Linked DNA regions of Homo sapiens: regions 2, 3, 4, 5, 6 and 7 are each linked to region 1. Evidence: read pairs that join two places in POLR2A ChIA-PET (ENCODE). Cell type or tissue: MCF 10A. All regions are shown on one strand. Region 1 holds the start of OSBPL6 (oxysterol binding protein like 6). Region 2 has its middle 20 kb from the start of RBM45. Region 3 overlaps OSBPL6 (oxysterol binding protein like 6). Region 4 overlaps OSBPL6 (oxysterol binding protein like 6). Region 5 overlaps OSBPL6 (oxysterol binding protein like 6). Region 6 overlaps OSBPL6 (oxysterol binding protein like 6). Region 7 overlaps OSBPL6 (oxysterol binding protein like 6).

Region 1 (4,000 bases):
AAAGCCTGAAATTTTAATTTCAAAATATTTCATTTTTACCTTAAGAAAAATTATTTTTTAGGGAAAAAATATATGAACTCCTACTGCAAAAGAATAATAATAATAAAATCCACCAATCAGGGCCTTTCCCAATGAGGGCTATGCATATTCTCTGTAGGTGATTATTGCTGAATTACACTGCAGCTTCCCTTCGACCTTGGGAACCCTGCTAACTCTCAGAGTTACTGCGAGGTCTTCTGTTTCATTTATTATTAGTCTTTGTCTCCGCAATGCTGTAGCATGTGATAGAAATATCAACGTTGTGAGCTTGCAGTACCCAAAACTGTAGAAATGTTTCCAAAAAATAAAGCGGGGGTTGGGGGCGGGGGGAAGGATGAAAGAAGGAAAAGAAACAAAAACAAAACAAGAGGAAAACAAAGTTAATGTATTAAGATGGGAAATTTCTTATTTTTACCTTGTGAAGACTACATTTCCTAATCAGCTTAGTGATATGTAACCATTAGTATGCAATTTTTAAATTTAAGAAAAGATGTCCAAGAAAATTATTTAGAAAAAAAAAATCACAACTGAATATAATAGACAATTGGCTAAACTTAGCCCAGCAATTTAAAAATGAAAGTTCCTATAGAAAAAACCTTACAGGATTTTGTGTCCAGAAGAGAGAAATAATCTGGCAACCCAGTGGGTTCACTTAGTTTCGTGTCATTTGCTTCATGTCCATTATGTAATGCTTCCCCTAGCTTTAGGTCTCTATGTTTAAGCAACCGTTCAGGTATATCATAGAATTGTCACAAAATCAGTATCTGGTTATAACTTTCAAAAACAGCTTAAAAGGTGCCTTGCAGATGTGTCTATACGCAGCAGAAGCTTTGGGGAGAAAATCCGCTTGTGTCATTACTTCTCCAGGCTTTCTCCTCAGGTCTCCCATTCCCTCCTCCCCCAGCATCCCCGGCGACACGATCTGCGGGCAGCTCCCGGCTTGATGCAGGGGAAGCACGTCTTGACTGCAATGCAAACGCTGTCCCGGTCTGAACCAGGGAAGGCAGACTTGGCCCTGGCCGGGGGAGTGGACGGAGGCTGCCGGGAGGGCTGCAGGGGCGCCAGCAGCGGGTGGGCAGGGGTGCCCCGCGAGGGCAGTCCGCAGTGCACGCGCACAATAAAACCCAATGCACAACTTCCCCAGCCGCTCCTCTCGGCTTCCCCGATTCCCTGAAAGGTGCGGCGTAGGCGTTAGCTCTCGCGGGCGCGGGCGCTCTCACCCGCGCCGGTTCGGTTTTCCGCTGACAATTACATCAGTCCTTCTCCCTGCCCCTGCTTCAATCCCCAGGCAGCCTGCGGGGAGCAGGGGCGCCGGCCCGCGCGAGGGAATGCGAGCGCTAGTGGCAGGCGGCCGGAATTCCCTGGCAACGAGGGGGAGGGAGGGCGGCAAACCGGGACCGCGATACAGACGCCCCCTCCCATCCCGGCCGCGAGAATGGGCTGACACCGCCGCCCCCACTTCCCTGTAGCCCGGGCTATCGGCCGGGGGCGCCTCCAGGGGGACGGCGATGTCCTGGGGACCCGAAGCTGCGGCTGCCCACCCACGCGTCCCTCGGGGTCCTCGGCCCGCCGGAGGCGCACAATGCCCCCGGGCCGCGATGCGGGCACCTTGGCGCCCGCCCCAAGCAATCCCTTTGCAGCTAGGACACCTACCTGGAGGGCGAGCGGTGGCGCCGCGGACTCTGCGGCGGCTGCGCGGCTGCGACGGGAGGCAGGAGGCGGAGAGCCGGCCCCGGCAGGCGGACTGGCGCGCGGGCTAGTGGAGGAGAGGAGGCATGGGCGCCGCCTGCACCGAGCCGCGATCTCCAGCACCGACAGCGGCGGCGGCGACCGTGCTGCGCCTCCAGTGGTCCGCTGCGCTGCAGCCCCTCCTCTCCCACGGGCGGGGCGCGCTGGCGGGGCGGCGCTCCGGGTTCCCCGCCCCCGGCTCCCGCCCGTCCGCCCGGCTGGAGTGGAGCGGCAAGCGGCTGGGGCTCATGCTGCGCACCCGCCCTACCGGGCGCCCCTCCCTGCGCCGCCAGATGGGCTAAGGACCCGGCGCCCTGCGCCCTGGTCACGCGGGGTCCCACAGCCAGGGCTCTCCCCTGGCCCGGCCTCCGTGGGAACCCGTGGTGTCCCGAGATCACCCGCAGTGGAAACCCCGAGTTGCCATCCGCGGGCCTGCGCGCAGTAGCGGAGCCCTCGCCCCGCGCAGTCCGGCGGAGGTGAGCCGGCCGCGCTCGGGAGGGTTGCCCAGAACGGCTCCAGCGCTCGGCCCAGGAGCGCCGCAGCCGGGAGCACTGCGGGAGACCGAATTCCGAAAGGAACGGCTGCCTGGCGGCCTCCGCTCGGGGCTGCCAAACCCATGTCCCTGGGCGCCCTTCTGAGGTCGTCATTTCATACACTTACGCGACTGTGCGTGCCTGCTCCCGTCCCTGACTCGCTCGGGAGCAAAAACTTCCCGGGCCCAGAGAAACACCTGGGTTCTGCGAAAGGAAGAGCCGGTTCCTTCAAGCCCCTGGCAAAGCCGATCAAAGTCAGTCAGTCCCGCCTCACTACAACCCTTCCACACCCTTAAACCCTTCCACACTCCAAGCCACTCCCGGCCTGCGTTCGGTGTGCAGATTAATCTAAAGGCAAATTTGCTGGGAGGGACGGGGTAATGTAAATATTTGTACAGACATTCTGTAAACGAGTGACTGCGGACATGTCAATATTTCAAGACATTTGTGTCATCATCATCTGGGGGTGGGAGGCGGAGGGGGAGTCCAGAGGACATCGACTGGACTTAATGGGAGCTATTACAGAACATGCTGGGGTGCCTTCAAAAATGGAAGATATTGCTTACTAATGAGGCAACTGTGATGGCATTTCATTGTGCCCTGTGCTGACAAAATGATTTGCTATGAAACATAGTCGACTTTATGCACTCCTTCCCACATGCAGTTTCTCTTGAATCTCCAATCTCACCTGTTGGATTAGCTTTTTCCATCTAGACTAGCAATGTTCTCATGTCCTCTGGTCACAAAATAATAGATGCGGGACCCTGCGACAATGGCAGTTTGTCCTTCATTCCTTTGCTGTGAAGACAGGCTCCTCAAGGGAGCAGCTGGGATGCTGACCTCTGCTTCATCACAGCCACCCTTTCTACTTACTCCTTCTGAGTTCCATTAACAGAAACTCTACTGAAATGGCTTTCTCCCTTAAAAGAAAAAAAGCTAAAACCCATGTATTTAAAAAGAAATACAAAAGTGTGAACGGAAATGAGAGTACACACAGCACACAGAATCTTTACCTAAAGAAGTTCTCTAGGCCCGGCGCGGTGGCTCACGCCTTTAATTCCCGCACTTTGGGAGGCCAAGGCGGGCGGATCACTTGAGGTCAGGAGTTGGAGACCAGCCTGACCAACATGGTGAAACCCCGTCTCTACTAAAAATACAAAAACTAGCAGGGTGTGGTGGCAGGCACCTGAAATCTCAACTTCCCGGGAGGCTGAGGCACAAGAATCGCTTGAACTTCCTGAAATCTCAACTTCCTGGGAGGCAAAGGATGCAGTGAGCTGAGATCGTGCCACTGCACTCCAGCCTGGGCTACAAAGTGAGACTCTCAAAAAAAAAAAAAAAGAAAGAAAAAGAAGAGGTTATCTAATTTTTTCTCTGAACCCCTAATAGCAGAGAACCATAAACTATGGGGAAAGAGAGGGGACTACCACAACCTAAATCTCACGTTTTAGTGTAAGAATGTTCTCACGCTTTTCACTCTATTCCATAGTATCTATGTGTGTTTTAATAGTTTTAAAAAATGGCTTTAAACATCAGGGGAAAAAAGTCTCCCCCCATCTCATTGATTAATGGTCAAATAAGAGGTAACGGTACTACACGCATCCATCTGGGGAAATGGGTGGATTAAACACAGCGGGCTGTGCGGAACTAGAGATCAAGGCAGTTTCTCCACCCTATTGGTGCATCAGTGTATCTTGAAA
Region 2 (4,000 bases), 62 kb after region 1:
GGGAAGCACTTTGGTTATTCTTCTGTGCTCAGTATTTCCCCCAGTTTCTGTAGAAAACAGTACTGGTACTTGCCTTTTCACACAGTTCTTGAGTTTTGTACCTCATATACAAACAACTGTTTAAAAATGGTCTTCCGATGCCTTCCTTCTGCCACTTCTGCAGCATTTTGGTCAGACAGGCAGTTTCTAAGAGTCCCACGGTGGTATAGCCTAGGTTAGCTAGCTCACATGGACCTTGACATCCAGATACTGTCTTCAATTCATATATGACAGTCACAGAACTCCCTTTTTCTCTGATAATTACTCAGATAAATTTTCACAGGGCCTCGTAACTTTCTCAAAGTATAGTGGGAGCTGCATTTTCTACTAAGGACAAGACTTTTCTACCTTAAATAAAGTCAAAGCATGGCCATTGTAATGAATGAACTACAACTTGATATTTTAACTGAATATTTCTGTCTGATCTCCTATCAATACCATACCTTCAGTTCCCAGGATCCATGTGTTCTTGAGCTACTGTTTCTAGAAAAGGAAATAATGCAATCCATTTATTAGAATTCAAGTATTAAAATGGAACTTCTTGTCTAATAAGGATGACCATTTTTGTTTTCTCTTTACTGAAATCATATGTAAAAATAACTGCCCTGATTTTTAATAGCGCTTACCATCCACATATGGAACAAAGCCTGTGTGTGGCATACCTCTAGGTGAAAAGGCAATAGATTTCACTTGTTCTTGCCCTCACTGATTTTTAGCTTTAGTATTTATTAAAGCTATTGAAAGTTACAATGTACCTATAAATCAAAAGGTTTTTGGGTACATCAAAAAAGCATTCGTTTTACAAGAAGATTCATCTTACGATTATAAGAACACTCACATACACACAGAGGTATTTCTGTACCCTTTTGATTATTCTATTTCAGTTTTTTTGACAATGATAATTACATCTCCTTCATACTCCTTTGTCATTTAAAACAAATAACATTTACCTACGTACTTCTTCAGAACCCCAATCTTTGGTAATTTACTTAGACAATTCACTTAAAAATAAATGTAAATAAAAATATTAGGTAAAAGCTTTGAATGGCATAAACAATTACTATCCTTTACAAACATCAAAAAATATTCACTAAAGTAAAAAAAGATGGCCTATTATTTGTTATTTGTGAGACTGTGTTCTTCAATTTCTTAATGCAATTCATATTTACTGATATTAACTGAGGAAAAACCAGATGCTTAATTCTAAAAAATGCCCAAGGTAAAAAGACTAGGAAACAACTTCTCGATGCCTTACTTTTACAACAGTCCAACCTAAGGTCCAACATATGAAATCTCTTTGGGCCAGTATATTCCAAAGTGAATGCCACTGACCACCCCATCATAACCACAGCTTGTTCAAAAACTCACCCCAAACCTGCAGAACCAGTATACCTACATTTTAAACAAACACTCATGGTGATTCTTGTGGACACCAAAGTTAAAGAACCACAGTTTTGGCTGGGTGCAGTGGTTCACGCCTGTAATCCCAGCACTTTGGGAGGCCGAGGTGGGCAGGTCACCTGAGGTCAGGAGTTTGAGACCAGCCTGACCAACATGGAGAAACTGTCTCTACTAAAAATACAAAATCAGCTGGGTGTGGTGGCACGTGCCTGTAATCCCAGCTGCTCAGAAGGCTGAGGCAGCAGAATCGCTTGAACCCGGGAGGTGGAGGTTGCGGTGAGCTGAGATCGCACCATTGTACTCCAGCCTGGGCAACAAGAGTGAAACTCTGTCTCAAACAAACAAACAAACAAACAAACAAAAAAGAACCGCAGTTTTAGGCATTTCAAACACCATCATTTCCATCTCAGTGCCTTAAATTAAGATTGGAATGCTGCACTTTATCACCAATGTTTATCACCACCTAGTGGTAAAGTCCCTTATTTCTACTTTCCATGGATTCATTCATACTGAATAGGATCCCAATTAAGAGAGAACAAAATTCAGAGAAAGCTAAAATTTTAGAGTAATAATTTCCTGGCTATTTTTCACTACCTTTTTATCTACAGTAGATGAAACCTGTGAAACTAAAAGTACTGAACATTTTCTAAATGTATTTAACTTTGAAAAATTCTTTCTAGTATTTCAAGGAACATAGTTTGGAACATGTTGCTTTAGAAGCAGCAAATTTGACAGTTGCTTTCAGTAATCTACCATACAAGACCTCAGTTAATGAATTTACAAGAAGGCTTTAATCAGGCTTATTTTAAATGTTATTTCTTATTTTAACCACATAGTTGAGAGGTTTATTGAGATGTATTGCTTATTATTTAAAAAAATTTTTAAAGAAATATATACTAATAAAACTTCACTGTGTTGGCAGTTTTAATAACTAACATTTGCTGGGCATCCAAGTATTTATATATTATGTTCTTATACTCAAAGTGCATCTGAGAAGTAAACATTAAGGTGAAGACATAAACAACTAGATTAATAAATGCAATTTTTTAGGTTCTAGAATTTCCTCATTCTAAGAAAAATCTAAAATTCTGGCTTTTAAAATACAGCTTTAGGGATCAACTGCAAAAGATAGGAAGACAGGACCAAGGCTAAATAACTGAGAGGATTAAGATGAAATGCACTCTGAAGCTGAAGTAAGCATTGTTTACTGAGACATGCAATTGGGAAAGAAAACAAAACAACAGGTTGTACTGAAAAAGCAAAGTGTTTTGTAGGTAGAGAGGTATCATATGATCTCTTTAGAATTTATACTAGGATTCAAAGAAATACATCTAGATAAGGCACTTTACTCTTACCACAACTGTTTGCTGGGACCGGCTGCCTGACTGGTAGAAGGGAGAAACCGGGATCATTTAATCTGAACAGAGAATGTGGAGGGCTGGCCAGGTATATGATAGCTACCATGTGACAGATTCAAGCTCTCCTAGAAAGCCCAGTGAAATACTCTAATAGGGGAAAACTGTAGGAAATAGGATCTTATCTCAATTGTGAAGATTAACCAAAGATGCAATGGACTCAGGTAGGAGGTAGAGAGCTCCTTTCTATAACTGTTACTTTTACACTGTTTAGATTAACCACCTGGCAGAAATATTTTTGAGATAATTCAAGCATTAGTTACATGGCAGAGCCCAATAACTTGTAAGGAACAATTTAATTCCAATCTGTGAAAACTGAACTATGTGTACAGTAAATGAGTTTGGGATAACCACACCTATTTTTTGGTAATTAATCCACAACTTCCCTTGTTTAGGTTTTTCATTGCTTTGTTCTTTTAAAAAATTAAAAACAAAGAAACAGAGGACAGTGGCTATTCACAGGTACAATAACAGCACTCTGCAGCCTCGAACTCCTGGGCTCTGGCACTCCTACCGCCTCAGCCTCCTGAGTAGCTGGGACTACAGTCGCGCCACTGCACCCAGCTTTGCTTTCTCTTTAAAATACATCCTCTGCCTCACAGAAAGATACCTGGCCCAATTCTTGTCAGCAGTTTTGCCTGTGAAGGCACAACTAAATTTTCTTTTCTAAATTTGCTAAAATCACTGACTTTTAAAAGAAAAGATTTTAGTTTTCCAATGGAGATGTCCAAGTATAAGATACTCAGTTATTAAGATTGCTGAATTTAATCTTTCATCGTTTGAGTCAGAATGTGAGAAGTATAATGAGGAGATAATTACGTTTTAACAAATGCATGTCATTTATAATACCTTTTTATAAAAAGTGCCAAATGCTTGATTTAGATATACCTTTTTTATACATATCAATTCAATGTCATAGCTAATAATTTTTTTTTGTTAAAGTTTTCAAAATACAAGCAGAATAGATCCCTAATTTTTAATCTTTATTTAGTTTTAGTTTTTATTTTTGAGACAGGGTCTTGCTCTGTTGTCCAGGCTGCAGCAGCACTATTGTGGCTCACGGTAGCCTCGGTCTCCTAGGCTCAAGCAATCCTTCCGCTTCAGCTTTCTGAGTAGCTGGGACTGCAGGCACACACCACCACGCC
Region 3 (4,000 bases), 91 kb before region 1:
AAAATAAAAATCCCACCCATTGGCCTTCTTTCCTATGTGCCTCAACATTTAAAAATGGATACCAATCAAGAAGAGATTTACAATGTGTCTGATGTATCTAGGGGGGAGAAATGGATACCCTGTGGCCTGAAATCTGCTTAAATAACAGGCATTACCAGTTGGACTCTAAATGCATTATGGGAAAATATCTGTAAATCTTATTTTTTAAGTAAAATAATTTGTTTTTTTTTTTTTTTTTTTTAAAAAAAGAAGAACCATTGTTTTAGGAGTATGTCAGTTTCCCCACGTTGAGTTTAGCTAATGCAGGCACAGAAATGCTATGCCTATAAGGACCCTATGATTTGAAATGCTTCCATGGTTAAAGTATTTTATTACCATATAAACATTTGGTTCAATATCAAATTGACAGAAACATTACGCATGAATTTCATTTAGCAACAATATATAGCAATCAAAGATGAGGAAAGACAAGTTTGTGAGTAACTACAACTCACTGTGATGGAGGTATGTCTAACTCTGACGGCAAGATTTCTCAATGCTAAAAGCTCTGCACATATAGAGGGCATAGCATTACTGTTCTCTGAGTCGCCCTGGTGTCCAGAATGAGTGAGGGCCTAGAAAATGGACTCTAAATCCCTACGGGGGTCATTCAAAAAGAAGGCTACTTGGTGAATCAGTTTACGTCCCTGGAACCAAAACAGTCAGATCAGGCAACTGAACTCTTAGGTCATGAAATATCAGACCCTGAGATGACACCCTCCACATCTGGAAAAAATGATGCAGAGCACATCACTATGAAAATTAGATCTCCTTAAGCCCATGGCCTGAAACATCTTATCTTTGAAAAGTCTTCTTACTTCATAGGTAAGCCTGGCTGGCAAGTGTCAGCTTCTCAAAGCTCATACATTTTATATAAAATAATAAATGCTAAAATAATAGCAGAGGATAAATACTAATAGAATGTTATATTAAAGTACATAGAAGTGACCTCATATACAGAGAGCAGAAGAAATTGATGCTTAAAGCAGGACTCTTGAACTCAAAAGCCTACGTGTCCCAGGCAGGTGCCATAATCTGTAAGATTGGTTTGGTTAAATATTTAGGGAATGCAAAATACTAGCAAAGTACAGTTACTAGGATAGTAACAAGACCAGATTTTTAATCTTCCAAGAGAAACCAGATATCTGATCTATCTGATTTTTATGTGAAGTTTCCAGATTTTCAAATGTTGGCAATTAATTTTCTTATAAAAAGAAAATTTTTACAGGTTAAAAAATGTTAGCAAAAAATTTGGCCTGTGGGCTACTTTGCAAGCTCTAATCTAAAATGCGCTTTTAAACAATACAGTAATAAACAGAAAGCTTCTAATATAACAATGATTACACTAAATTACTGAGCCTTGGTTTCTGCTCTACCAAGAGGAACCAGTCCACGCTAGGAAAGGGCGGGAATGGCATCAGGATACAAAAGAAACTTTCCCAAATCATATATGTCTGAATTGTCATCACCACTACCACCACCATCCCTGTGCCCCTGGCAAATAAGGTTTGAGCAGAGGATGTGCAGCTTGTAAAAAGCTCCCGAAGACGATTAATGCCACAAACTTCCACCCTGGGGATGGCTGACCTTGAAGAAATAGAAAGCTTTGGATAACTGGGAGGGTGCAGCTAAGTGGTGAAGACCACAAACTCAGTAGGCCTAAGATATCAAATAGTTATATAAAGCGGCTCTAAAATAATAACCACAAATATCAAAGATGACAAGGATACCACAAAAAGTATTGCTAGTACCACAGCCATTTCAGTCTCATGAGCAAAAAGAAAAGTTGACTGTCTCATTGTTTACTATGGAAGATTATAAAAACTGGATGCATTTTAAGAATGTGTACCTGTAGTCAAATGTGGGTTTGTGGATATGTGTATAAAGAAAGCAAGGATAACATTTTGGCTATTTTAAGGTTTAGGTCTGCACGTTCATTGCTCAAGAAGGGAAAAGCAGTATCATATTTCCACATGATGCCAGACTACATACAGAAAACAGAAAATGGTTACCAAATATTTTCACATTTTTCTACTTCCTATCCTTAAAAAAAAAAGAACTTTTTATTATAAGGATTATGACATATTATTTTAAGATCTGACATACAAATAAGAGATATAAAGAAACACCTTCCTGTGACTTTGTGGTGTCCCACTAATCTGTTGCTATTATTAAGCGCTGCCTAACCTAACCCTGCTTTTGGTTTTAAGCTTGTGTTCTTCTAACTCACCTTGCACCTTGGAGTCAAAGTCTTCCAAGTCAGCTTTATGGTCAAAGCTGTTTCACAGTGATTTATCCTCAGATGCCTGCAGCTTTTCTCCTTGGGACATGATATGTCTTTGACCTTGCTGGGGCTATCTGGGTAAATTATAGGGGTGGCTCCTTAATATCCTTCTGTTGCTGTTTTCCCAGCAAGTGGCAGAACCTGAAAAAGAGAGATTACAGTCATATAGTACATCTTTACAAAACTTTCGTGAGCCTCTCACGGGGACTGCCTATGGCCAATCAGAAAATTCCTCCCAATTTATCTTTTGAACAGGAAGTTCATATGGGTACATGCCTCAGCTTTTTATCTCCTTTGTTCAGTTTTATGTAACCTCAAAGACGTAACCACTGACCTTCTCAGTAATCAGTAACATTCATAATTTACATCTCACCCAGAGCTTGGAGTATGAAAACTCTCAAGTGATATAGCAAATATTTCCTAAAAGGGGACAAAATATATTCTCCAGGACCACATTTAGCCCTCCAATTAAATATAAACCTCAACAGGGCTTTTTTGTTTGTTTGTTTTGTTTTGAGACAGAGTCTCGCTGCAATGCCCAGGGTGGAGTGCAATGGTGTGATCTCGGCTCACTGCAACCTCTGCCTCCTGGGTTCAAGTGATTCTCCTGCCTCAGCCTCCTGAGTAGCTGGGATTACAGGCACACGCCATCATGCCCAGCTAATTTTTTTATTTTTAGTAGAGATGGAGTTTCACCATGTTGGCCAGGCTGGTCTCGAACTCCTGACCTTGGATGATCTGCCTGCCTCGGCCTCCCAAAGGGCTGGGATTACAGGCTGAGCCACCATGCCTGGCCCAATAGAGTTTTTAAAAATAGTAAGTATGAAGTGGTTTCATCATACATGCACATAGATGTACAATCTCTAATGCCCTGAAAAAAACGCATGAACAGTCTCTAATTTGCTGTAGAAGAGAACTGTAGCCAAACTCCTAGAACAATCCTCTAGCAAGAAGAACAGACTCTATACATACTATAAAAGAATATAGTTTTTAACTTGACATAATTTCTCAGAAAGCAAAGAAACAGTATGCTATGGTTTGGATATAATTTGGCCTCACCAAGTCTCATGTTGAAATATGATCCCCGGTGGTGAAGGTGAGGCCTGGTGGGAGGTGTCTGGGTCACAGGAGCGGATCCCACATGAATAGCTTGGTACCATTCTGAGGGGTGAATTCTCACTTTTATATCCCACAAGAACTGATTGCTGAAAAAGAACCTGGGACTCCTTTTCTCTCTCTCTCTTGCTTCCTCTGTCACCATGTGATCTCTGCATAACAGCTCTCCTTCATCTTCTGCCACGAATGGAAGCAGCCTGAGGCCCTCACCAGAAGCAGATGCTAGCACCGTGCTTCTTATACAGCCTGCAGAACCATGAGCCAAATAAACCTCTTTTCTTTACAAATTACCCACCCTCAGGTATTCCTTTATGACAACACAAATGGACCAAAACACAGTATTTTTACAAGAGAATAAATTCATCATAAGATAAGAGAAAAATGTGACAAGTAATCCAAAGAAGTTACTCTCTGATCCTGAAACATGACAGACGTTTTTATCCTTCCAGCCATAAACCTCTCTAGCAGGCTCCTTTATTCACAAGCCAGCTTTAAAAATCACTCCCTGGGTTTGACTTTTTCAAGCCTATCCTTTCACTCTGTTTTAGTTTTCCTTTTTTT
Region 4 (4,000 bases), 140 kb before region 1:
CTGAACTTTGGTTATTTGAAAGATCAGAGACGAATGAGTGCCAAATGCTTAACACAGTGCCTGACCACTTAAATAGGCTGCTATTTATATTATTGTCACATTCTTGAGCTCACATGTAATTACTTCATGGAGAAATTTAATAGCCTCTCATGTATATATTATAGGTCAAGACACAAAGGCAAGTTTCATTTTCAAGACTGAGGTTTTCTTATTACCATCCAGGAAGGCACCTGATTTCTGAATGTTGATTAAATAAATGTTTACTTACTTCCTAGTATTCCTACAAAGCCACATAAAGTTAAAAGGTAGTCCGTTCATAAAAGGGAAAATTAACTGCTAATTCTCTTGGTGATCCACATTTCTGCCTAATTTATACTTGCAATTAACTTTCATGCCAAATGTCACTGTTGTCTTCTGAGTGTTAGTTTACAAAGCAAACCTCCTCTTTCTGGTTTTCCCAAATGAGACTCAGTTATGCATTTGCATAATTTTCTTTTTTATTTTATTTTATTTATTTATTTTTGAGACGCAGTCTTGCTCTATTGCCCAGGCTATTCAGTAGTGGCACAATCTTGGCTCACTACAACCTCCGCCTCCCAGGTTCAAGCAATTTTCGTGCTTCAGCCTCCCGAGTACCTGGGATTACAGCTATGCAGCATCACATTTGACAAATTTTTGTGTTTTTAGTAGAGATGGGGTTTTCACCATGTTGCCCAGGCTGGTCTCGAACTCCTGGCTGTCAGGCGATCCACCCGCCTTGGCCTCCCAAAGTGCTGGGATTACACACGTGAGCCACAGTGCCTGGCCAAAATTTGCATAATTTTCTAAGCAATTTTCAGGCTGGTTTTTATAGAACAAAGTCATACCTTTCCATCCATTACAGAAACATTAGCAGCTGGTGAGGATTCAGCTGTGGACGTTGAAGGAAATATGTGAAAACTAGCATCTCTTGGTGATCTCACAATTTCATTCTGACGATACAACCGATGATGTCGCAGTTTGGAGACCCATGCATCAAACCAGTCCTGGGATTTCACCTAAAACAATGAACGAGAGGAGAAAGTAATTGTAAAATAACTCTCCTGCCTACCACTGGTGTAGGCAAATCGTTTCCCCTGATAATGGCAGAGAAACTGTTGAAAACTGATTTCACCTTCAAATGATAGATGTGCTCTTCGGTGTCAAGGTCTATTCTTCGAGCTTTCTTTTTAATTGACATGACTGAGAGTCCCACATCTATGCTCCCATGGACCTTTCCTTTCTGAATCTGAAATCAAAAGACTAGTAAATAGGCTGAAAGGATATATGATTTGATGTTTCTGTACTGTATTTAAGTGAACTCAAAGTAATCTTTAACTTATCTATGGGAAGTGGAATACTACATATACCTCCTTAACAAACAGAAAATAGTTAAGGTTCTATGGATTAGGTTCTAGGACAGTTGATGTTGCAGTGACTTCACGTCAATTTTTATAAATAAGACTATTCATCTTATTCCTGTTTTGGCATAGAATGTAATACTAATTCTTCATAATTCTAGATTGCACAGCTTATATTCTCCCAAAAGGACATCTTTAGCGGTCCTAAAATAACTGCGGTCAATCTTTGACGTATAACCCAGAACATCCCTGAGTAATCAGCTGGCAGACAGCTGCTGGGGCAGAACAGGGCAGCTGGGACCAGAAAGCAAGGAGCAGCCAGCTCTTCCTTCTGGCTGCTCCACTGATCAAGGACATGGCTGATTCAATGGCAGGGATGGGGACAAAACTGAAACCTAAGCCTTCAGTTACTTCCCCTACACCACAATGATGAAGGAAGGAATTTTCCAGTGTTACATGCAAACTACTCCTTTGTATACTAAACAAAAACAATTTGAAATAATTTTTGTGAATTGGGATCTCCAAGATAAAAAGATGTATGACGTAGAAATAAAATTTGTAAGATAGTTTTTAAAAGGACATTGACAAGAACAGAGCAGCACACATAAAGCAGAGTTTATTGGAAGATGGAGGAAAAAAGCCCATTTGCGTTTTCTATCCAAGTGACAGAAGGTGATTTTACTCATGCGTCACTTTTAAGGTTTAAGCTTCTGTTTTTAATAACACACATCAAAATAGTTAAATCTTCATGCACTAGGTTGACACACTTTAGAACATGGAGGTTTGGGAGCTTGTGAAATCTTACAGGCCCAGACATGCACAAAGCTGGTAACTATGGCACAAGGCTTGTACAATTACAGTGTTTACTCACTTCAAGCAGAATTCGAAATCAACCTTTGAAACATGTCCTGTGTGCTACTTACATCGAGTGGTGCCTTTGAATACTTTAACATTCCATTATCCAGGACAAAAAAACGCTGCAAGAACCAAACACCCCCAGTTACTGTCTGTATTTTGAATTACATAAAACATTCACAAATGTGGGTCTAATGTTGCTTGGCATTTATTAATCAATATGTTTGATCATTTTAATGTATCTGGATTCAGTGCATTTGGCCACAGTCAGTCACATTAAATGGTAAGGAGATAAGAGCTCTAGTTCCATACTGTTAACCTACCAAGATTCTTTTATACATAATCCAATGGGGATGGAGTCTTTTCACCATGATTTTTCTTAACAGGGGAGGAATCTGAGGACCTGAAGCTACAATCCCCTGAATGAACCACATTGGGATGTTTTTCAAAGTGAGAAATGATCACAGTGACTCTGTAAGGAGCTCTATACAGGTCTACAGGGAATTTTTCACCGTGAATATAAACTTCTGAATTTTCCCTGGATACCACAGACAATTCCTGAAAATGTTCATGTCCATTACAGAAGCCAGTGGACTGAATCTATGAATAATGAATTATCTGGAAAATTTAAGTGGGCTTAGTAATATGCTTGCATCTCTAGTTAGCAAATGTTTGCATTCTACCATTAATCAAAGAGGTTGAAAATTATTTCTGAACTACACTAAGGGTAAAAAAAGAGAGGGGTTTTTGGCAATTTTTTCTCCTCCAAGATAATCCTAGTACAGTCTGAATGGATTTGCCCTTTTTGCTCTACAAACACTCAGGAACTCTCAGCTGTTGATTTTTCTTCCACGGGCAATTCACAAGAGAACAAACAGCTCCCAGGGCCCGGTCAAAGAATGGGTCCTGTGCCCTCTAGTTCTACAGATGCAAGGAATTTTTCTGTTCCTGGCAAATTACTCTGCTGGTAAGTTTTTATGTGATTTGGGACCTCTTAGCTGCTAAGATGGCAGGCAGTCAGGCCTCGGGATCGCCTTCTGTAAGTACAGTGGCCTTCTGTGAGTTCTGCACAGAGAACCCCTATGAGTTCTGCACAGGACTGACAGAAGGCCACTGTAAACCCTTTGTTACAGGTTCTGCGGGACAACAAGTAAACACTGGAAAAAAAGAGTCTCTACGGTTGAAAAACACTTGATTAAAATCAGTTGCCCTTAACTTGGTCAATCAAATGGGCTGACATCTGAATAAACACATGGTGGTTGTAGAGATCAGAAGAAAAGACAACAATGCAAAGCAGGCCCTCCTGTTATTTATGTAGCAAAATGTTCAAAGGCACGGTCTAGAAAGTTGCTGCCAAACCACAGCCAGTTTTGTTGAAACATGGACTGAAAGTGCTAAATTAAAGTTAGCAATTCATACAAAATTTGTTTCTTTGACGGTTTTTTCCTGTGGTTTCCATTTCTGTCTATCCAAGAATTTCAGCAGAGATCACCTATAGCATATCATAAGGAAAGAGATTAGCAAGGCCATCAATTTGGGGAAACACAAAGGATGAAAGGCAACAGTGATTGTAGGAAGGAGGATGGCCAATTGGCGAAAATCTCAGGAAGAACGACAGTGAGGACAGGTCCTTGGCACTACGATAATATTATGGGTTCAGGAAAGATCGTTTCTGACAAGGAAGAAGGCACTTTCAGAGACAGGGCACCGGGGCAACATTTCCCATGTGTTCATTTTTAAGTCTTTCCCTTAAAACACATAAAATG
Region 5 (4,000 bases), 100 kb before region 1:
AAAAGCAACTAAAAATAGGCTGGGCATGGTGGCTCACACCTGTAATCCCAGCACTTTGGGAGGAAGAGGTGGGCAGATCACCTGAGGTCTCTAATAAAAATACAAAACATTAGCTGAATGTGATGGTACTTGCCTGTAATCTCAGCTACTCAAGAGGCTGAGGCAGGAGAATTGCTTGAACCTGGGAGGTGAAGGCTGCAGCGAGCTGAGCTCGTGCCACTGCACTCCAGCCTGGGCAACAAGAGCAAAACTCCATCTCAAACAAACAAAAAACTAAAAATAGATTGCCATATGATCCAACAATTCCACTTTTAGGTATATGCCCCAAAAGAACTAAAATCACAGGCTAAGATACTGTACAACCATGTCCATAGCAGCATGTAGCCAAAATGCGGAAGCAACCCAAGTGTCCATCAATGAATGAATGAATATATTTAAAAAAGGGTTATATCCATACAATGGAATATTATTCAGCCTTAAAAAGGAAGGAAATTCTGACACATGTAATGACACAGATGGACCCTGAAGGCATCATTTTAAAGTGAAATAAGCTAGGCACAAAAGAACAAAAAACAAATACTGTATGATTTCACTTATATGAGATATGAGGTATGCAAAGTAGTCAAATGTATAAAGACAGAAGGTAGAATGGTGGTTATCAGGGTCTGTAAGGAGGAGGAAATGGGAAGAGTTGTGTTTAGTGGTTACAGAATTTCACTTTGAAAGATGGAAAGGTTCTGGAAATGCATGGTGGTGATGGATACCAAACAATGTGAATGCACTTAATGATACAGAAGTGGACACTTCAAAGCAGTTAAAATGATAAATTTTATGCTACATATTTTACTACAATAAAAAGTTCCTGAATCACCAGCTATTATGACTTCTACAATATGCAGACATTAATTTTATACTATTTTGTGGTCAAGTTTCATCTTCTTTATGAAATCTTTCCAACCTATTAGACAGAATTGTCACGCCAATCTGCATTTCTTCTATACATACACATACATATATTTCTGAACATATACTGCACTGTATTTATTTGACTTGATTCTGTAAGATCCATGAAGGTGAGGAGTATGTCACTTTTCTCATCATAGTCAAATGTCATGAGCCACAAAAGCCATTCAGGTTGTTTACTGAGCTTATCACTTTAATTAGGACTTAAATCTTCCATCATTATATCCATTAAATAACATTGATTGTGCTTGCAGACTGTAGATATCCACCCTAATATTAGTTCTTTTTCTTTTCTAATTTTTTTGAGATGGTGGTCTCACTATGTTGCCCAAGCTGCTCTTGAACTCCTGGACTCAAGCAATCCTCTCACTTCAGCCTCCCAAAGTGTTGGGATTAGAGGCGTGAGCCACTGTACCCAGCCTAGTTCTTTAATTTTACTATATTTGCCTAAAGATAACCCAAAATAATCCACATGCTTTGTAGACTGGAGTTTCCTATCTGTTCAATAGTGAGCTGGAGAGAAAGACTGTACAAGGTTCAACATTCCCAAGATAAAATCTCTCAGTTGTCCTAAAAAAAAAGGCCTGCCAGACTGCTAACAGTACTATAGGGGCCTGAGGGACATTAGGAATAGGAAATAGATGCAGTAGCATTAATTCTTTCAAAACACCACTGATGGGTTAGCCTGGCCACACAGAATTATGGCACCTGGCACCTGATTTACTAGATACCATCTACTAATTACAACATCTCATGGTCAGGAATCTTAAGCAGAATTTTGAAAACCTGTCATCCTCCAGAATAGCAGTGTTTATGCAAGCCATTACCCACATATCAGGATGTCCAAAATTCTACTCGTGTTGGGCATTCGAGCATGAGTGTTGGTTTCAATTATTGCTCATTCATTGTTACATGAGAGAAGGAACAGCTGACATAACCGAGAATCCACTGCCAGGTCCCAGGTTCTGCAGCCTTGTGAACTCATTTAATTGGAGTGTGGTAACCTTGGCACGTATCTAGTGGTGAGCTGGAGCTGGCTTGCACTAGCTCAGGAGCTATGTGCATCTCTCCCCAGTTTAGGGCTTCAAAGACATTCCCCTGGGACCTTGAAATAGACTATGGTGGGAGTATCTATGCCATGTGAATGCTTCAAATCTGGGCTTTTTGTTTTGTTTTGTTTTGTTTTTAAGAGCTGATTGTTAAACATTTGCCAGTACACCAGTGTGTGTGGTGGTTTTCATTGTAGTGGTTTCTCTTGTAGTGGTTTTCATTTTTATTTTTACTCTAAAATATCCCATGGATTGCCTGGGTTTGAAGCCAGTCCCAACACCGCCATTTCCTAGCTATGAAACCTCAGGCAATTTACTGAAGTCTCTCTTTGCTTCAGTTTCCTCATCTATAAAACAGGGATAGTAATAACTCTTCTTCACAAACCCCAAGCTTGGGAAATGGCAGTGCTAATCATCTACTACATAGGTTCTCAAGGGTACCATTGGGATCAACGTGTCACTTGGGAACTTCCTGGAAATGCAAATTCTTGAGTTCATCTATGCTTGTGAATCAAAACCTCTGAGGGTGGTGCCCAGCAATCTGTGCTTTAATAAGCCTGCCAGCAGGCAGCAGGTATGCCGAGTTGCCAATTGGGCCCCATTCTTCACTGGCCTAACACCAACAAAACTAGGGAATAGTAACACAGTATCAGACACAGAATCACCGCCAACTCACAGACCTAAAGCCCCAAAAATAAAGGAATTGCTAAGATTTTTCCTCTGAAATTAAGAAAGTTTTGGAACAAGAATTTTAGAGATAATTAAAGCATGTAGCATTTAACCTGTATATATTCCTAAATGGTTTTTATACTGCAAATTAGTTTTAACAACTTTAGATAGCTTACAAAAAATGACTTTCTTATAAACACAGTACCTCCATTAATTTTTTATTATAATTAATCTTTAAATAATTTTATTTTTATTATAATTGTGTTTTATTACAATTTTTATTATATAAACACAACACCTTCCAATAAGGAAAACAAATCAAAAAGCTCTATCATGAGCCCACAGGACTTCCATTGTCCACTAATCCTTGCAATTGCAAAGTGTATCAGATTCCAGATTCAGTAACCCAAGGAGATAACCCAGTCACTGTCTTTGACTAGATGGGGGATGGAGGGTAGGTGGTGCTCTGCAAAGCTTTCATGCAAAGGGTCAGACAGAAAATATTTCAGGCGTTGTGAACCATACAATCTCTGCTGTGGCTACTCAAACTGCCGTTGTAGTGGAGAAGTAGCCTTAGACAATATTCAAGTGAATAAACATGATTATGTTCCAATAAAACTTTATTTATAATAACAGGCTGCATATTTGGCTTGTGGGCTATAGTGCTGAACCTTGGAGTAACCGCTAGACTATGAAATAACAAGATGCATTCTTAGAACCAGGTGTTGGCAAGTACTTTCAAAGACTGTAGATTACTAAACAGCATCCCATGGCAGGCAGGTCTGTTAATCTGCACTACAGTTGGTAAATCATTTACACAGGACATTCTGAATTTAATTGCTTCTCACCAACTCCAGATTTCCCTATCTCCCCTAACACGTGAAAGAAGATACTTTATGCTTGCAAATGTACAAATTGAAAAATATTAATAAGATAAAAGAGGAACTTGTTTTCATCAAAGTTTTATTTATAATGTTAGTTTCATTAAAAACCCCATGAGAAAAAGAATTGCTAAGATCCACCTGAAGGATAAAACCCTAAGTAGTCCAAGAGTATTTTAGGAAAATGTATGAACTAAAAAGAAAAAAAGACCTCGAAAATTGCTAAGAGAGTAGATTTTACATGTTCTCACCACAAAAAAAAAAAAAAAAGCTAATGGTGAGGTAATGCACATGTTAATTAGCTCAATTCAGCCGTGCCCTCAAGTCTATATATTTCAAAACATGTTGTACGTAATCAAAATATACAATTTTGATTTGTTGATTTTTAAAAATCCAGAAATGTTCCAAAAAAAAAAAAAAATAGCTGTGGTGGCCGAA
Region 6 (4,000 bases), 85 kb before region 1:
AAAAAAAAAAAAAGTCAAAAGCAATTGCAACAAAAGCAAAAATTGACAAATGACATCTAATTAAACTAAAGAGTTTCTGCACAGAAAAAGAAACTACCAGAGCAAACAGACAACCTACACACTGGGAGAAAATTTTTGCAATCTATCCATCTCTGACAAAGGTCTAATAACCAGAGTCTACAAGGAACTTAAACGAATTTACAAGAAACAAACAAACAACCCCATTAAAAATTGGGCAAAGGATATGAATAGACACTTCTCAAAAGAAGACATTTATGCAGGCCTGCACACAATTGTTAACTCTGACACTGTGTGTTAGAGTTTAAAATAGAAATTTACAAGGTTTTGACTTACATGTATTCTGTAAGAAACTAATCTATTATTGTCTATTTTGCTATTAAATGCACGAAAGTGTATATTTTCACACAATGCATATGAAATGTCAAAGAACAGAGGTTTTGGCTTGTTCTGCAACCATAATTAATGTTCATGCGAATATTCTGTACAACCTTCAAAAAGACAACCAAGATGAAGTGTAGTACCCGCTATAACCTCCAGGGGGACTGAGTACTCTGAGTTAAAAATTACCACCACACTATTAACACATGGTTCAGTTATAACCAATCATCTCTGATAGTTACTCAAGCCAAAAATATTAGAAACATTTGTCTTAATTCAGCTTCAAAAGCTTGATTAGGACATACAGGTTTATATAGTCACATTCACATTCCAAATTTCTAGGTGACATATATTATTTTAGAAAGCCAGAGTTCACTAAGTGGCAATTCAACCTCATTTTATTTAATTTTATTTTTTTTAAATTTTTTTGAGACAGATCTCACTCTATTGCCAGGCTGGAGTACAGTGGTGCCATCTCAGCTCACTGCAACCTCCACCTCCCAGGTTCAAGCAATTATCCTGCCTCAGCCTCCCGAGTAGCTGGGACTACAGGTGTGCGCCACCATGCCCAGCTAATTTTTGTATTTTTAGTAGAGGCAGAGTTTCACCATGTTGGCCAGGATTGTCTAGATCTCTTGACTTCGTGATCCACTCGCCTCGGCCTCCCAAAGTGCTGGGATTCCAGGTGTGAGCCACCGCACCTGTCCCAACCTCATTTTAATTAAGAAATTTCACTGGGTCTTGTTTTACCTTGCACATAAACTGCATGCAGGGCAGAAGTCCAAAGGTGATAAGTGTATAAAGTTCAAGCCTGATTACTGCTTGTGACAAAGTACATTGAAGATTAATCCTTAAAGCCACACTAAGAAATACCCCAGTTAAGAAATATACTCAGAGATAGGAAGATTGGTTCTTTCAAAAAGTATAACCAAAATTGGCGTGCATGCGTGTGTGTGCATGCACACGCGTGCACACACATGCGTTTTCGTACAGCACATCTGGTTTTAACTGAAACACATTCACAATAGGAATCATGTTCTATTTAAACATATCCTCTGTAGATCAAAAAGGATGCTAACATTATCTTTCTAAATCATTAATGAGCAAAAGTTGTAAAGGTTGAAAAGGTTGATTTAAACAAAATTTCCCACACTAACCAGTACTAGCCAGTGGGCGTCTCTGGAAAATCTCATTCAGAAGAGTTTAGTGACTTGGCAATGGTTCCTTCTGAATGGCTCATTCAGGAAGCAAATGATCCATTATCTTTGCAACAGAATTTTCCTTTAAGCTATGTGACTAATCCTCCCAACAGCCTGGGTTTTGCCCACATGTTCTTGTCTAGTGCATTCCCCGCACATTCCTCTCCTTTCTTATTCAAGCCCATCAGAAACCAAGATGTAGTCTACCAAAGATTAGATTGTCCCATGTAGCTACTAGGTAAATGCATATAATGCAAAATGGAGACAAGATTAAGCAAACCCCAGCACTCTGTACAATAATAAAGAATTCCTAAAATAATAAAGACAACCAGAAGAGTTATCTATGTAATCTAGATAGCAAAGTCTATTTCATACCAAAAACAAGAAATGAGACACTTTTGATCATTTTCTCACATATGTGGGCCATGGTTTTATTTCAATGCTCACACCATTTCTACAAAGAAGGATTGGTCTTAATTTAGGGTTCAACATTCTAAATTGCTTTTCTAGAAATCTGTAGCACAATACACAGTACAACACCTTTTTTTATTATCTTGCTTACTTTGCCTATTGTCACCACTAACTTCATTAGTGAAAAGATAATCATTTTGCTTTTTTCCACTGGCAGCAATGTTTAGACAAGAAATTGATTTTTCTTTTCCTACCTATGAAAGTTTCAAGTTCACTGAGGGTATCTAAGTCTCTGGAGAATATAGTTTAAGTGCCACAATCCAATAGGTTTAATGGAAACAGGTTGTGCTGGGGTAACTTCCTGAAGATGAAATATACAAATTTCAGTCATTGTTACCTAGTAACTACTGTGGCTTTCTTGTTAATAAGTAAAGAGCAAAAGACATTTAACCTCAGAAAAGTATCTTATCTCATTAATGTTACTACATATCAAAGAAGTTAAAATTCACAAGCTGAAATAACATATCAGAGTTTTCATATCCACCACTAAGTATTGATTGATTAATCCACAACAGTAAGTCAATTATGTAGTTATTATATATAAACATCAAAACCAGACTCTAAAGAGGATCTAGAAATGTAACAATCAACAAAAACCAGGCTCTTGCCCTTAAGAAATTTAGAGGGCTCAAAGCCCTAGATAACAGGAAAAGGTATGTGAGTAATCTTTTTAAGTTACAAAAGCAAAATATGTACTATGAATATTGATGGCATGAAAATAATTCTAGCTTGGCGTTTGTGGGCTGGGTGGGAATCAGATCAGAAGAAGTTCCTCAAAAGAGGAGGCATTTGAAAGATGAGTAGATCAGGCAGAAAATGGGCATGCAGGGATGAATAAAGGACATTTCAAACAGTGAGAAAAGTATATGAAAATCAAGAGACGGGAAAGTGTAGTCTGTAGTTCAGAGCTCAGAGCTTAGGGGACAAAGGAGGAGAGTAGAGCAGGGGAAGCCAGAGAAAAGGTTTGAAACAGCGTGGAAGGTCTCAAATGCTGGTGAGAGATTGAATTTCACTGTGTGGGCTGTAAAGAACAGGAGCGAAGTTCAGAACAGGAGAGCCACGTGATCATACTTCATGGAGGGGGATCTAGCCGCAGAACAAACGGGAGGAAAAAGACAAGAGAGAACCTCAGAGATCAGATGGGAGGATGAAGCAACCTGGGAGAGTGGAAACAGGAGGGGACAAACCAAGAACTAACAGTGGACAGGACAGAAGGTGAACCTAGACAGCCTCACGTGTTTCTTGCCTTAGCAAAATAATCAGTGAGAAACAAAACATTCATGATTTTTCAGAAACATGATCAAAGTATAACAAGATATTTTATTTATAAATGCTAATAAACTATATACCCTAATAAACTAATTTGCTCAAGACAAACATAATTTTCTCAGTCTATCACAGTTCTACCATTTAGCCAATTTTTTCAGATTTTTTTGTTTGCATATAACTTAGATCTAATTGACAATATTTCTCTGAGGGTAGGGAAAGTGTTTTCTTTCTTCAAAATTCAAAAGCCAAGCACAGGGAGGACTTGACATTTATTAACCATTCAAAGATTTTTTTCCCCCAAATTAAAGAGTATTGTTAATGCTGACAAAAATTCAGATGACTGATCATACAGCTAAGAATTCTGAGTAGAGGCTATTTAAAGGAATCTGCAATTTTATTATTCCCTTGACAACATCTGTGTGAAATCCAAAGAATAAATATTACAGAAACCACTCAATAGTTCTATTATTCAGTTGAATAAAATTGCATAAAAATTAATAACTCCATTAATTCTAAAACACTATAAACATGCTTAGGACACATCCTAATCTTCTGAAAGGAGTATGCTCTAAAGAAAGAGTTAGCAAACTTTCTGTAAAGGTCCAGATCAGTGAATATTTTAGATTTTGTGCAATCCCTTGATGAAACTACTCAGCTCTGCT
Region 7 (4,000 bases), 170 kb before region 1:
GCAGCACTTTAATCATTAGACATACATCAAATAGGACTTATGTCAAATAAAACATAGGCTTTAAAAGTTTTAGACTACTTAAATAAGTTTTTTATTTATTTATTTTTGAGATGGAGTTTCACTCTCATTGCTCAGGCTGGAGTGCAATGGCATGATCTCAGCTCATTGCAACCTCCACCTCCTGGGTTCAAGTGATTCTCCTGCCTCAACCTCCCAAACAGCTGGGATTATAGGCGCCCGCCACCACGCCCAGCTAATTTTTGTATTTTCAGTAGAGATGGGGTTTCGCCTGTTGGCCAGGCTGGTCTCGAACTCCTGACCTCATGATCCACCCACCTCGGCCTCCCAAAGTGCTGGGATTATTTTGAGCCACCGCGCCCGGCCAGCCTGTCGTTTAAATGTTAATGTTCTCTACAGCAGCAGGAGCACCACTGACCATTTTATTCTGACTGCATTGCAACTCGTCAACATCTATAACTGCCCTGATATGCAGGGGCATCCATCTTCCTCTCTAGCCTAGACCTGTCTTCTGAGCTCTAGACATAAATATCTAATTGCCTGTAAAATGCCCCACAGACACCTCAATCTCCACAGAAATCCATCATCAAATACCTAAAGCAAACCAGCTCCTCTTGTAGTCCCACCTTGGGGACAATAACTTTCACATACCCAGTTATCCAAGCAAAAACCCTGGACTGTCTCGACTCTGTGTCCTTGTCCCTCTCTAACATTCCGCTGATCTCCAAGCCATGCTGATTCTCCCTCCTGGGTGTCTTTGAAATGTATTCCCTCCTTCCACCAATGCTGGCATGGCACTTCCTCAGTTTAGAAATATCTCAAATGTACAAGCTATTCTCAAATTATCTCAAATACCATAAGAATCTGTCCAACTAGCCTTGCCTCCCAATTCCACCTACCCTCCATACTGTACCAGAGTAATCTTTCTAATATGCAGAAATATGCTGTAATAGTTCTAATTTCTGGCATTATCATTTACCAGTTAAAATTGTTAACTGATAGGATAAATCCAAAACCCTCTGTGGAGTCCCTGATGAGCTGGTTCTTGCCTACTTAATCAGCTACTCTTAAGAGTAATTCTTCCTTCTTCATCTCCTACTTCTTCCACTATGAACTACCTGCCATTCTCCAGACACCTCTCCAACGGCCTAACCATGAATAACAATTTGTTAGAAAGGAAAGAACTGTCAGTAAACTTAAATACCTTAAGCAAAGGCTGCTGTGGTTTCCAAAAGGGAGTCCACACTTAGAGGTGACGGGAATAGATGGCCAGTGGGGGTGCGACTACGCCGAGGGGAAGGCATGGACACACACGGGGATGTGAACATCACCAAAATGCTGGGATGACACACAGCTGCAAGCACTGAATTATCTACTGGATAGGCTGTAACGGTCTATTTGAAACTTAATAGTTCCAAATTATTTTCACATCTTTTAAGGCTAAAATTGAGATTTTTTTGTAAAAATAAAAATAAAAAATCCAACAAAAATCTATTGAGGCTCTAACTTTAGATGCAAATAAATATGTGTTGACAAGAGAGGGAAATATGTTAACCCCAAGGAAGCACAGTTGATCAAATTTTGCTTTATTTTACTTTTATCATGTTAGCATCAGACCCTTCCTTGTGAGCGGCTGCTGTCTACTCAGGCCAGGTTCAAGGTCTGATTCCTCCAAGAAGCCTGATCTGTGGCTCTGCTCTCAACTCAGGGATCTGCCATTCCTCTGAGCAACCAGAGCCCGGGAAATGTGCACCACCATGTACTGCTCTGAATGTACTACGGTGTGCTCCATTTCACTGTTTCCTGCTCATCTCATGAATCAGATCACGAGCTTGCTGGGAACATGGCCAGGGCTACTTTAACCTTGGTGTTCTGTACCTTGCACAATACCTAGCATATAGTCACCCGAATGGAATACAATGAATAAGGGAATGAACAAATGAATAACTGTTGTAAAATTTCTCTTCATAATTATTTCTAATCTCACCTGAAGCCCGACCCGAGATCTTTATTTACCATTCTCTGTTTCACCTACAAGCAAATAAAAGCAAGCAAGCAGGCAAGCAAGAAACAAATGCATTTTCTTGTTTTTCTTAGTAAAGCTTGACTTCTAACTCTAAGCCTCCATCATTAAATACATCTGAAGGAATCATTGCAACACTTAGGGGGACAAGAATGTATTTTATATGTTTACAAGATGACATTTGAATGTTTACTTGACCAATATTTTGATCTTTCTGATTCACGATACTTTCAGAATAATGATTTGGAAGACCAATTAACGTCAACTGAGTGTTCGACCGATCCATGACATGAGAAGGGTCCAGGGAAAGCCATTAAAATGTTCTTCTAAATAAAGCCCTCTGAAGACTGGCAGAATCGTAGCGGATTTTCACGCTCATGCTCCTGAGACCCCTGGCTTTATACTGGAAGCAGCATATGCCCCTCAGCTGACAGTGTTTTATGGATAATGCAGAAAGTGTGGCCCATATAACAACATCCATGACATGAAACTTAACACTGAAAATACGCCGACAGTTCAGGGACGTAAAACACGGTGACACGGTGTAAGTCTACTTTTTAGGGACCGAGGGAAACTGTTCAAGCAGGATCTGCTCCACGCGGAGAACCACTTACCCAGGATTTGCTTGCTCCTTCACTCTGATCCAAGGCACCAGGAAGTGAATAATATTTTATATAGACACCGAGTTCTCACAAAATCACATAACGACATTGAATTCTTAAAGGAGTTAAGTCAGTGCATTTATAGACTAAAGAAAATACTTACTTCTAAGGAACTACTCAGTTGAAAAAAGCATAAGCACAGCTCTAAAGGATTTTTATCAGAAATTTCAACTTTGATATAGATACATAGGGATTTGATTAGTATTAATAAGATCAACTCTATAATATATATTGAAATATAAAAGTCTAGTTCAGGGAGCATAACTTAGGAAGAAAACCTCAAGAGTGCAAATCAGAAAAGAAAAAAATGAGTGATAGTAATCAGTAATTTTAAACAGATTAAGATGTAAGTGGGAAAAATATTAAGTGTGGAAGATCTAGTACATTTTTAAAAAATATTCACTATTGGACTGAATATATCCTGGAACACATTTCAGATGTATAGGTCAAATAAATGCATAATTCTTTTTTTAAAATGAGGGGCTACCTTATAAATGACCTTAGAGAAGCATTAAGTGTTCAATTGGCCAAAATTACCATTATACGCTTACAAGCAAGTTTGGTTTATTTTCACTCTTACCTTGAAATTTTGGGGAAGAAAAGTAGTAAAATCTAATACTGACACTGCAGTCTTTTGGGGGAAATTCTGCAAACTGTACTATCCCCATGACTAGCCACCTCCCTGCCAGCCCCCCATCTTTTGATCTTTCATCTTACAGGGTTGGGAGTGTGTCATGTACATGCAAACACACACTCTTTGCCTACCTGAGACAGTGACTGTCGGAGCCGTGCCATCTGCGTGCTGTGGCCTTTACTGTGATCCTGCTCGGAAACCATCTGCTTCAGCTTCTCCTTCTCTATAGCTATGCTATTAAATGCAGACTTCAAAAGAGAATGCACTGGGTGGGGAGAAAAGTGAGAAAAAACTGTCAGATATGTGCAGAAAGAATACACAACATTATAAATTTCTCCAGACTTTCACTCACAAATAGGCATTTTTTGGAAAGGCTATGTAATAGTCTAATTAAAAATCAGCCTTCAAAAGGAATCTTTATCAGGATATCTATACTCCACACAAATATTACAATGGCAATTGATCAGAGTGAAAAATTTGTTTTTTATACCAGACAGGCCAACAAAAATCTGGAAGTAGCATGTAAAATATCAAGATCAATGCAAAGTATCAATATTTAGAAATTAACTTATAATCCCTAGAAAGAATAGGGAACAAGTTTACTTGCCATATTTGATTATCATATTTGAGCAGTTCTGTGTAGCATAAAGTCTCACATAAATA

Evidence for each region. ChIA-PET counts read pairs that join two places held together with the same protein. Peaks named below come from ENCODE experiments on the same cell type or tissue, not always from the same donor. Only the 100,000 strongest peaks of a DNase experiment are listed, where the experiment ranks them.
Region 2: POLR2A ChIA-PET joins it to region 1 with 23 read pairs; 4 of 35 experiments call an interaction of 5 or more read pairs at or near these places.
Region 3: POLR2A ChIA-PET joins it to region 1 with 12 read pairs; 5 of 35 experiments call an interaction of 5 or more read pairs at or near these places.
Region 4: POLR2A ChIA-PET joins it to region 1 with 16 read pairs; 3 of 35 experiments call an interaction of 5 or more read pairs at or near these places.
Region 5: POLR2A ChIA-PET joins it to region 1 with 11 read pairs; 5 of 35 experiments call an interaction of 5 or more read pairs at or near these places.
Region 6: POLR2A ChIA-PET joins it to region 1 with 27 read pairs; 7 of 35 experiments call an interaction of 5 or more read pairs at or near these places.
Region 7: POLR2A ChIA-PET joins it to region 1 with 12 read pairs; 4 of 35 experiments call an interaction of 5 or more read pairs at or near these places.

What each region holds. Positions count from the first base shown.
Region 1 is chr2:178,192,367-178,196,366 of GRCh38, reverse strand. OSBPL6 (oxysterol binding protein like 6) reads right to left here and starts at 1,855. Exons shown (of 25, transcript NM_032523.4): 1 at 1,693-1,855. RefSeq lists silencers at 871-1,165, 1,612-2,301. In MCF 10A, CTCF peaks have their summits at 1,584 and 1,838; DNase peaks (open chromatin) are centred at 996, 1,116 and 1,906.
Region 2 is chr2:178,130,383-178,134,382 of GRCh38, reverse strand. It overlaps a transcript of RBM45 not described here. Among named protein-coding and RNA genes, the nearest start is that of RBM45, 20 kb to the right of the region's middle. In MCF 10A, CTCF peaks have their summits at 1,678 and 1,888 (motif pointing left); a DNase peak (open chromatin) is centred at 1,902.
Region 3 is chr2:178,283,391-178,287,390 of GRCh38, reverse strand. OSBPL6 (oxysterol binding protein like 6) reads right to left here. Exons shown (of 25, transcript NM_032523.4): 2 at 2,270-2,464. Among named protein-coding and RNA genes, the nearest start is that of OSBPL6, 91 kb to the right of the region's middle. In MCF 10A, no CTCF peak of the experiment used is centred here; no DNase peak of the experiment used is centred here.
Region 4 is chr2:178,329,908-178,333,907 of GRCh38, reverse strand. It overlaps OSBPL6 (oxysterol binding protein like 6), which reads right to left. Exons shown (of 25, transcript NM_032523.4): 6 at 2,303-2,356; 7 at 1,154-1,267; 8 at 867-1,037. Among named protein-coding and RNA genes, the nearest start is that of CHROMR, 82 kb to the left of the region's middle. RefSeq lists a silencer at 1-6. In MCF 10A, no CTCF peak of the experiment used is centred here; a DNase peak (open chromatin) is centred at 2,207.
Region 5 is chr2:178,294,700-178,298,699 of GRCh38, reverse strand. All of the region lies in intron 2 of OSBPL6 (oxysterol binding protein like 6), which reads right to left. Among named protein-coding and RNA genes, the nearest start is that of OSBPL6, 100 kb to the right of the region's middle. In MCF 10A, no CTCF peak of the experiment used is centred here; a DNase peak (open chromatin) is centred at 1,909.
Region 6 is chr2:178,277,024-178,281,023 of GRCh38, reverse strand. The region is part of intron 1 of OSBPL6 (oxysterol binding protein like 6); the gene reads right to left. Among named protein-coding and RNA genes, the nearest start is that of OSBPL6, 85 kb to the right of the region's middle. RefSeq lists an enhancer at 3,089-3,589. In MCF 10A, a CTCF peak has its summit at 564; DNase peaks (open chromatin) are centred at 553 and 1,653.
Region 7 is chr2:178,361,284-178,365,283 of GRCh38, reverse strand. OSBPL6 (oxysterol binding protein like 6) reads right to left here. Exons shown (of 25, transcript NM_032523.4): 13 at 3,469-3,602. Among named protein-coding and RNA genes, the nearest start is that of CHROMR, 50 kb to the left of the region's middle. RefSeq lists a silencer at 1,628-1,786. In MCF 10A, no CTCF peak of the experiment used is centred here; a DNase peak (open chromatin) is centred at 1,853.